Regions from separate parts of the Homo sapiens genome. Here all the other regions are linked to region 1. Evidence: read pairs that join two places in POLR2A ChIA-PET (ENCODE). Cell type or tissue: GM12878. All regions are shown on one strand. Region 1 overlaps OBI1-AS1 (OBI1 antisense RNA 1). Region 2 has its middle 160 kb from the start of LINC00331. Region 3 has its middle 150 kb from the start of LINC00331.

The links. Peaks named below come from ENCODE experiments on the same cell type or tissue, not always from the same donor. Only the 100,000 strongest peaks of a DNase experiment are listed, where the experiment ranks them.
Region 2: POLR2A ChIA-PET joins it to region 1 with 5 read pairs; 2 of 35 experiments call an interaction of 5 or more read pairs at or near these places.
Region 3: POLR2A ChIA-PET joins it to region 1 with 5 read pairs; 2 of 35 experiments call an interaction of 5 or more read pairs at or near these places.

The regions. Positions count from the first base shown.
Region 1 is chr13:78,200,285-78,202,784 of GRCh38, forward strand. The region is part of intron 2 of OBI1-AS1 (OBI1 antisense RNA 1); the gene reads left to right. Among named protein-coding and RNA genes, the nearest start is that of OBI1-AS1, 150 kb to the left of the region's middle. RefSeq lists an enhancer at 1,234-1,303. In GM12878, no CTCF peak of the experiment used is centred here; a DNase peak (open chromatin) is centred at 1,287.
Region 2 is chr13:78,997,978-79,000,477 of GRCh38, forward strand. No RefSeq gene overlaps it. Among named protein-coding and RNA genes, the nearest start is that of LINC00331, 160 kb to the left of the region's middle. In GM12878, no CTCF peak of the experiment used is centred here; no DNase peak of the experiment used is centred here.
Region 3 is chr13:78,992,489-78,994,988 of GRCh38, forward strand. No RefSeq gene overlaps it. Among named protein-coding and RNA genes, the nearest start is that of LINC00331, 150 kb to the left of the region's middle. In GM12878, no CTCF peak of the experiment used is centred here; a DNase peak (open chromatin) is centred at 1,523.

The DNA of each region.
Region 1 (2,500 bases):
TATTTTGTCATCTCTGGCAAGATTTAGTGTTAATGACTTTATGATGTCTTACCACTTCACTACCACCTGAAATAATCACGTAGAAGCAATTCAGTTCAGTAGCTACTTCCTGTCTTTGTAGTCCCATGTACTTTCTGATGAGACAAGAGATTTGATTTAGTCCTACATTTATTCTGGTAATTATCATACTGTGTCCCATTGAAGTCTCAAGTTACATATCTTTTGAGAACTGTAACTCCCTATTATTTCACTATATAATGTTTTCAATTCTATTACACTTAATACACGTATTTCAAAAATAATCTTATTTTATTTTAGAGACTATGACATGTTCAATAGGTTATAAATAATAAAAAACATGACTATTAGAAATAAATGAGTATCAATAGATGAAATGTGTTTGGATGCTGTAACCCCATATGTATTTTGTTTAAATCCACAGTGATTGACTCTGTTTCTAAGACCATAGGTTCCAAATTTTGAAATGTCCTACCCTAACTGAGGTAGAATTATTTGCAATTTATTTTGATGAAAAAATTACTACCATAATTACTACTGTAATTTTTTTGAATAATTACTACTGTATAAATTCTTAGCGATGTAAGAGCCCTTTGGATTCTTCTAGGCCAATTACTTCTTTTCACAAGTGACAGAATGGAATCCACAGTAGGTAGATTTAGGTATTTTAGCCCAGTTTTTTTTTTTTAATATTGTCGTAGGGTTTTCCAAAGGTACCTAATTCCCTTTTTCTCCCCACCATTCTGGGAAAGTATCATTAGCAACTATACATAAAAATGTAACTTTGCTTTAAAATAACTAATCATTATATCTAAATTTCTATGTTAAATTTCTTCAAATTTCTCTTAGCTATTGTTTCAAAATGCACACATTCGTAGATAAAATTCCACTGCAGGGAAAAGTATTCACAAGTAAACATCATCAGTAAAGAATTAAATTTCTTGTGTTAGCTTTTTTTCAATCGTATTGAATCTTCAATGTTTAAAAACTAGTTTGAAATGTTCATCAAATCCACTGAACTGCTGAATTTTCACATTTTTTATAATTTGCATTGATTTATGGATGGTTCTACTTGCTAGAGACTCTGGGTAAGCACAATGAATTTTAAGGATGCTTCTAACGTTTAGAGATTCACCATCAGAACATCATGTAAGGTACAAACCCACATATATAAACCTTCATGGCTTGTAATGAAACCTTGTCCCATGACTTGTCTGAGAGAACAGTTATTTCACTTTTGATGAGAAGAAAAATTTGCAAGTTCAAATGCTTCTGGGGTTTTCTGGACTCCCTCTGGGACTTTCTGTGCTCTCTAGCGCTCTAGGCTCTCTCAGCCACATCTTAAATACTCAGATTTCCCCAGAGCAAGATTCACAAGACAATTTTTTTTTTGGTCAACTTAATTGTTATGTGATGTGATTTAGTTTCTCTGTCCAGAGACTTCGAATTCCTTAGGAAGTTTTTTACCTTACACTTTACCCAGGAGAAGTCTTTCAATATGTACATTGATTGAAAAAGAGGAAAATTCTATATGTGGTTCATTATTGTTCTTTAAACCAATATAAGAGAAGGGAACATAGCTTAAACATGTTATTAACATCTAAGGTACAAAAATGTCTATTGAAAATGCTATTAAACAAATTTAAAGATCAGGGCCTTCAGAATGTTTTAATTTGAAACAATTCTTTTTCTTAAAGACTTTTACAACCAGGCATCTATTTTAGCTGCTTTATCTGCAGCCTGGTCCAGAGAGGTAAACTGGATTTAATGGGAATTTTAGTTGTTTTGTTTTTTTCTTTCTACAACCTGTTGGTTTCATCTGCGCTAAACTCAGCTCCTACTTATTGTTGAGGGGAATTGAGCTATTGAAGAGTGGCAGCACTTGCTCCTACATGGGTCAGTGGTGTGCTTCCAGTGTTTCTGTGCTGCACAACAGATTATGAGCGTCACTAATAACCAAGCTCTTGATTCAATTCAAAGGCTTCCTGTCGTTTATCCAGCAGAGAAGTACAACTAAAGCTGGAAGTGATTGGAAATTGTCTAGTTTTTGTCATTTAAAAGAAGAAAGGAATTATAAGAAAATAGTAAAGTGTCCAGCTTTATCTTTAAAAATTTGTATATGCCAATGCCTGTATTTTATGAAATTCAATTTCTTTAGTATTATACATATGCATATATAGGTAATGATCTAACTTAGCATGTGTCTTTTAACACATTGTTTAGCTACAGTTTTTGACAATATCAGTTTCCACCTTCTGTTTCAGAAGCTCCTTCCTTTCTGGTTCCTAAGAAACATTTGCCTTTCTTAAAATCTGTGTGTTTCAGTGTATTTTCTATACAATCCACACTAGTTGTAAGACATGCTTTGCAATAAAAGAGTGGGTTTCCAAAGTCAGACAAGTTTAGGAAACATTTCATACTACATTCCACCTCTCAAAGATTTGCATATTAGTATACTAAAACCTTGGAGAGGTCCTACAGT
Region 2 (2,500 bases), 800 kb after region 1:
ATAGAGTTAAATATAGCATTTAAAAAGCCAAGAACCTAGAAAATGTGAAAAGGAGAAATAACTCACCTGGCACACTATGTTTACAGTTGGTGTGCGTTGGTTTTGAAACCATCACACGAGGTTATACGGTCAAACAGCAAGACTGAGTTACGTAACCAGATGATAGGTTTATGTTGACAAAGTTTCTTTACAAAGATGAAAGAACTAACTTCCTAAATACTTATCACCATCTTTTAAATGTGTAGCTATGTGATAATTTAAGCATAATTTTGTTGACATCATTTCTTTTAAGATTTTAGGATAAAATATATGGTTTGTTGTTTTCTGTTTTTTTTTTTCTTTTTCTTTTATTTTCATGTGGCAAGTGACGATTAAAGAATTAAAGTTTTCTGGTGAATGAAACAGCCAGACCACTTTTCATGACAAAGTTGGTAATTAGAAGGCCAATTTAATGGTGAATCAGGCAGAAATATTCAAACCATGACAAATGACTTTAATAATGCAGCTTGCAATGCTCGAACAGAAATAAATTTCACTTCCTCAAACTCTCGGCTTTTTCTGCCTGCCTGGAAGATAGAACTGTCCAGGAGGTATTTTGTACCCTTTATTCAGTAAAGCTTTTACTAGATTTTAAGCGACCAAATAGCTTGCAAATGCAAAACATCATTCAATTTCGTATGATTTTTTTTCCTGAAGGTAGACCGTGTTCAGAATTCTGAGTAAGTCAAGATTTATTTTTCTTCTGTCCTGCTTAGCCCTGCAATAGTGTTTTATTGTTGCCACTCTCTGACTTGAGGTATTAAAGGGAGCTGCATTGGCCTCAAAATTGAAAGCTAATTTTGGTGTTTGTCATAAGTTTGTTAAGACCACATGCATTCCACAGTTTGAAAAATTTCATTATTCTGTCCATGCTGGGGCTTCGTAATTGGATAGTAAGGATGTTCAAAGACTAATTTAGTGAATTGCACAATATTTTAAATGGAATCATGCAGGTTTATGGGTCCTTGGGGGATTCAGCTAGGAGCCTCTCGAGAAAATCTGTTTATCAGTAAATGATATTAGCAGCTTTCACCTAGCTTTTGTCTTCATTAAATTGCTGCTCTCCCAATTGAGGGTCACATCTGAGGCCTGCTTTGATAATTTGTCATTATTGTCTTGTTTATTGGAGCATAAAGTTGATACAGGCTGGGCTGTGCTGTTTATACACCATGTGCAAAGAAGTTTTTATTAACAATTCCACCAGTGCTAAATCAAAGTGGAATTTTTTAGGGTTCAAGAAAGGGAATCATTTGTAGCATTCTAATTTCCTCTAAAACTCTCTGAGTCCATGCCATGCCCCCTTCTCTAACATGTATAACACATAATGGCATTGCTAGAGCCAATTCTCCACAGGCATTTTTTAAAAATCCATTTTTGTCTCTCAAAATAAGGTTAAATTTTGAAATCCTTTTCATAGTATTGGCCTGTCATATAAAACCGAATTCATGCAATAGACTTCCCTTAAAGTATAACATTTACAAATAATTACCATTAACTGTTTATCTTAAGAGACTTGGGGGTATAGTTATTAAAATTATTAAGAAACGTACTATTTATTGCAGTGCAGTCAAGCATACTTTTCATTGCACTTACATGTTTTAAGTGGTAAAGGGGAATTCTTTAAAACTGTGTTCATGACATATTTGAAAGTATCACTGAGTATGTTTAAAATCATACCCACATCAATGCACAGTTTGTTTCTGACTGTGATTTACATGTGGATTTCCATGATGTGTTCTTTCCCAGTGATGATGTGGGGCCTAGAACTGGGAAACAGGGCAAGTAGACTCTATTTTCAAACAAGTCTCCGGTTCAATCTGCACATCTGGGCAATTTGCGCATGTCATGACTGCCTCTGTTTCCTAGTAGAACCGTCTCATGGACTCTCATCTTCCCTCTGCATGTGAGCTGAGGTTCATTCATCTCATTGATAGGTTCAGACAAATCTGCCTTTCCACCTCCATCTTTCATGTCTTCACCCTCCATCCTCAGTCCCTTATCCACACCCACCCCCCCTATGAAGCAATAATGTTTATTTCTCTAAGAGGGACTGGGCCTAGCAGTAAAGAGAACAGAATTTCAGCAGTCGACGCACAACATGCTTTCGTGATACAAGTTAGGAGAAAGAATGCTGATTCCCAGCAACACCCGTGGGGAATTCCATGGAGTCCACCTGGGCTAGTTGCCACTCTGCAGGTATTTTATTTTGCACAGCCAGTATTCCCACTTCCTGAACTGCTCTTAGCCCTACTCTCCCTGAGATGGGGGTTAAGGAGAGCCAGTGCTCACTTGTAGACCTAACTGTATCCTACACAGTGTCCATAGGGGTGGAGAAGATGCCAGAAAGGAAAAGGCTAACCCTTCAAGTATAAGGACAAGTAGAAATAGTAAGTTTCAACCTCTCAAGGGCTCAGAATAATGGCTTAGGCTTTCCTTATGGTGGCTCATGCCTGTAATCCCA
Region 3 (2,500 bases), 790 kb after region 1:
CAACACATGGGAATTCAAGATGAGATGTGGATGGAGACACAGCTAAACCGTATCACATACCCTCAATAGGGTTTCAATGAGGAATGCATGAATTAATACGTGTAAAGTGCCTAGAACAGTGCCTGACATACTGTCGATTATATAATAAGGGGTTCTTCTCATCATATCATCTATTAAAAAGATAGACATGCATAAATTAACAGTCCTACTATAGATGCAGCCTTCATTGAGCAATATCAAACATAACTTCAATAGACTACAGACAATTTGATAGTCTACAAAACAAATGACAGGTTGCTATAAGCTATAATTAAGATATTTGAGATCTATATCATAATAAAAATAAAGGTTTTGTTTACAGTAACACTCTGAGCTTATGTGAAGTGAAACTTTGTCTTTTTTTCTTAATCTCACTGACCAATACAAAAATATTATTGTGCTCTGTTTTATTATTCTCAAGATACAAAGAATTCTAGTATCTTAATGTTACACAGCATATTAAAATTTTTGATCTTCTAATACTCTAAACCCTCACTTATATCTCCCCAGCTCTGCATAAAAGGTACCATATATATTTTTGATTTGGGTATGCCACTAAACCAGATATATTTTATTATACACTTTTGAGAAAATACACGTATAACTTGAAAAAGAATCACTGATAAATAATTGGATACATTAAATAGATAATACTTGACTGTTGGTTGTTGAACTGGGGATTAAGATATCAGATAGTTCCCCAAAGTAAATACCTTGATTGAATGATCACAACGGAATTTATAAATTAAATACAAAAGATTACGTTAATGTGATATAAATGGGAACATGAGAAAATATCAAAGTTGAAGTTTTTGTTGGAAAATGAATTTGAAATGATCTCTTATGCATATGCAACTTTTTAATACATACTCTCTGAGGTACATTTACACTCACATTTAGAAGTCTAATTAGTAATAAAAAGGGAAGAGTTTGTAATGATAGCACCCTGCTCTTAGGGTCCCTATTACAGATTCTGAAAACAAATTCATTAATATCTTAATCTACATTATATCATTTTCAGTACGCAAATACTTCAGCCCAGAAGATGTAAACTTTATTTATTTGCATTTAACCTGTAAGGTTGAAGCCTAGAGATCTTGTTTCTTTCAAAAATCAGGCTTTTGACATTTTTCTCCTGCCAAACAAAAGATTTAAAAAAGAAGTAGCCAAAATGCTTTTAAATACGTCCCTTTTTCTAATATGTGCTGTTTCTTGAGAAGGCTAAGAGGCATTTAGGTAGAGAACCATCAAAAACATTGCTCCTAATGCCTCTCTTTTAGGCTATTACTGGTAGAATCCCTCTTAACCCTTGAGGCAACTCAACAATTGAGTTAAGGAGATTTTCGTGTATCGGTTTTGCCTGTCATATGGTTGACTTAACTTCAGAATATACTTTGCAGCTGAAGGTTCATTTCCCTCAATTTGTTAAGTGGCTAATTATAAAGGTTCACAAAAGAATTGACACAAGGGAAAGAGATGAGCCTGACTTCTATCAGCTGCCCCAAGGGACCTGTACAAGTGTCATCTGTAAAAACAGAGCACAAATTAAACAATGGCCATAATAAGCTGCCAGGAGCAGGGGTGTATTGAAAGGGGAATTCTTATGTAGATGCAAAGCAGGCACTAAATGGCTGGGACTTTTGTTTATTTTTTCACATTGACAGCTAAGGTCCAATGTAAGTAATTGTATTTAAGCTTCTGCTGCAAAAATAAAAGTTTAAACCTGAGTTGACCAAAATAAGAGAAATAAGAAGACAACTCTTTATTTTGTATCTGCAGCTGACATATACATATTTTTCTCTCTACAATATATTGGAAATAGTTTTGAAATCCAATAAAAACCTAGCTATAATTTCTGAATAAGCAGATATTTTAAATAAAGTTACTAGAAATAGTAACCACAAATATGAGTATGAGATGAAACATCTATTTTCCATCAGATCAGAAACAAATATTTTCCATCAGATAACTTGATTTTCTCTTTACAGGCAGTGCCATGAATTCTAAATATCCGCGTTTTTAACATTTGAAAAAGCATAAACAACAAAGAAAACTCTCTTTACTTGGAGCTATGATAGCTAATGAAATGAAATGAAAATTGCTGCATTGTTTCTACCTTTCATCAAAACATCTCTGTGCATAGTATTTGCATCATTATGTAAGACATTTGCAAATATGTATAATGGTTTTGCCTATGGGAAAAGTCTCCTACTCTAATGTATTCCTGAAAGATAAATGAACAATTCTTTAGGTATGATAAAAAGATTCAGAGGGTTGGATAGAGCAGTGATATTAAAACTACAAGCTCATCATTTAAGTTTTTTTTTTTAAATGTCAATTGCTAACACTGCAGGTCTGTATTTTACTTAGTTTTTTTTCTCTGCAAACTCACCACCTCTTTTCCAATTTCTTTTCTGATTCAAGATACGCAACATCCTGTTTGCCGGAGCTGCCTGCTTTG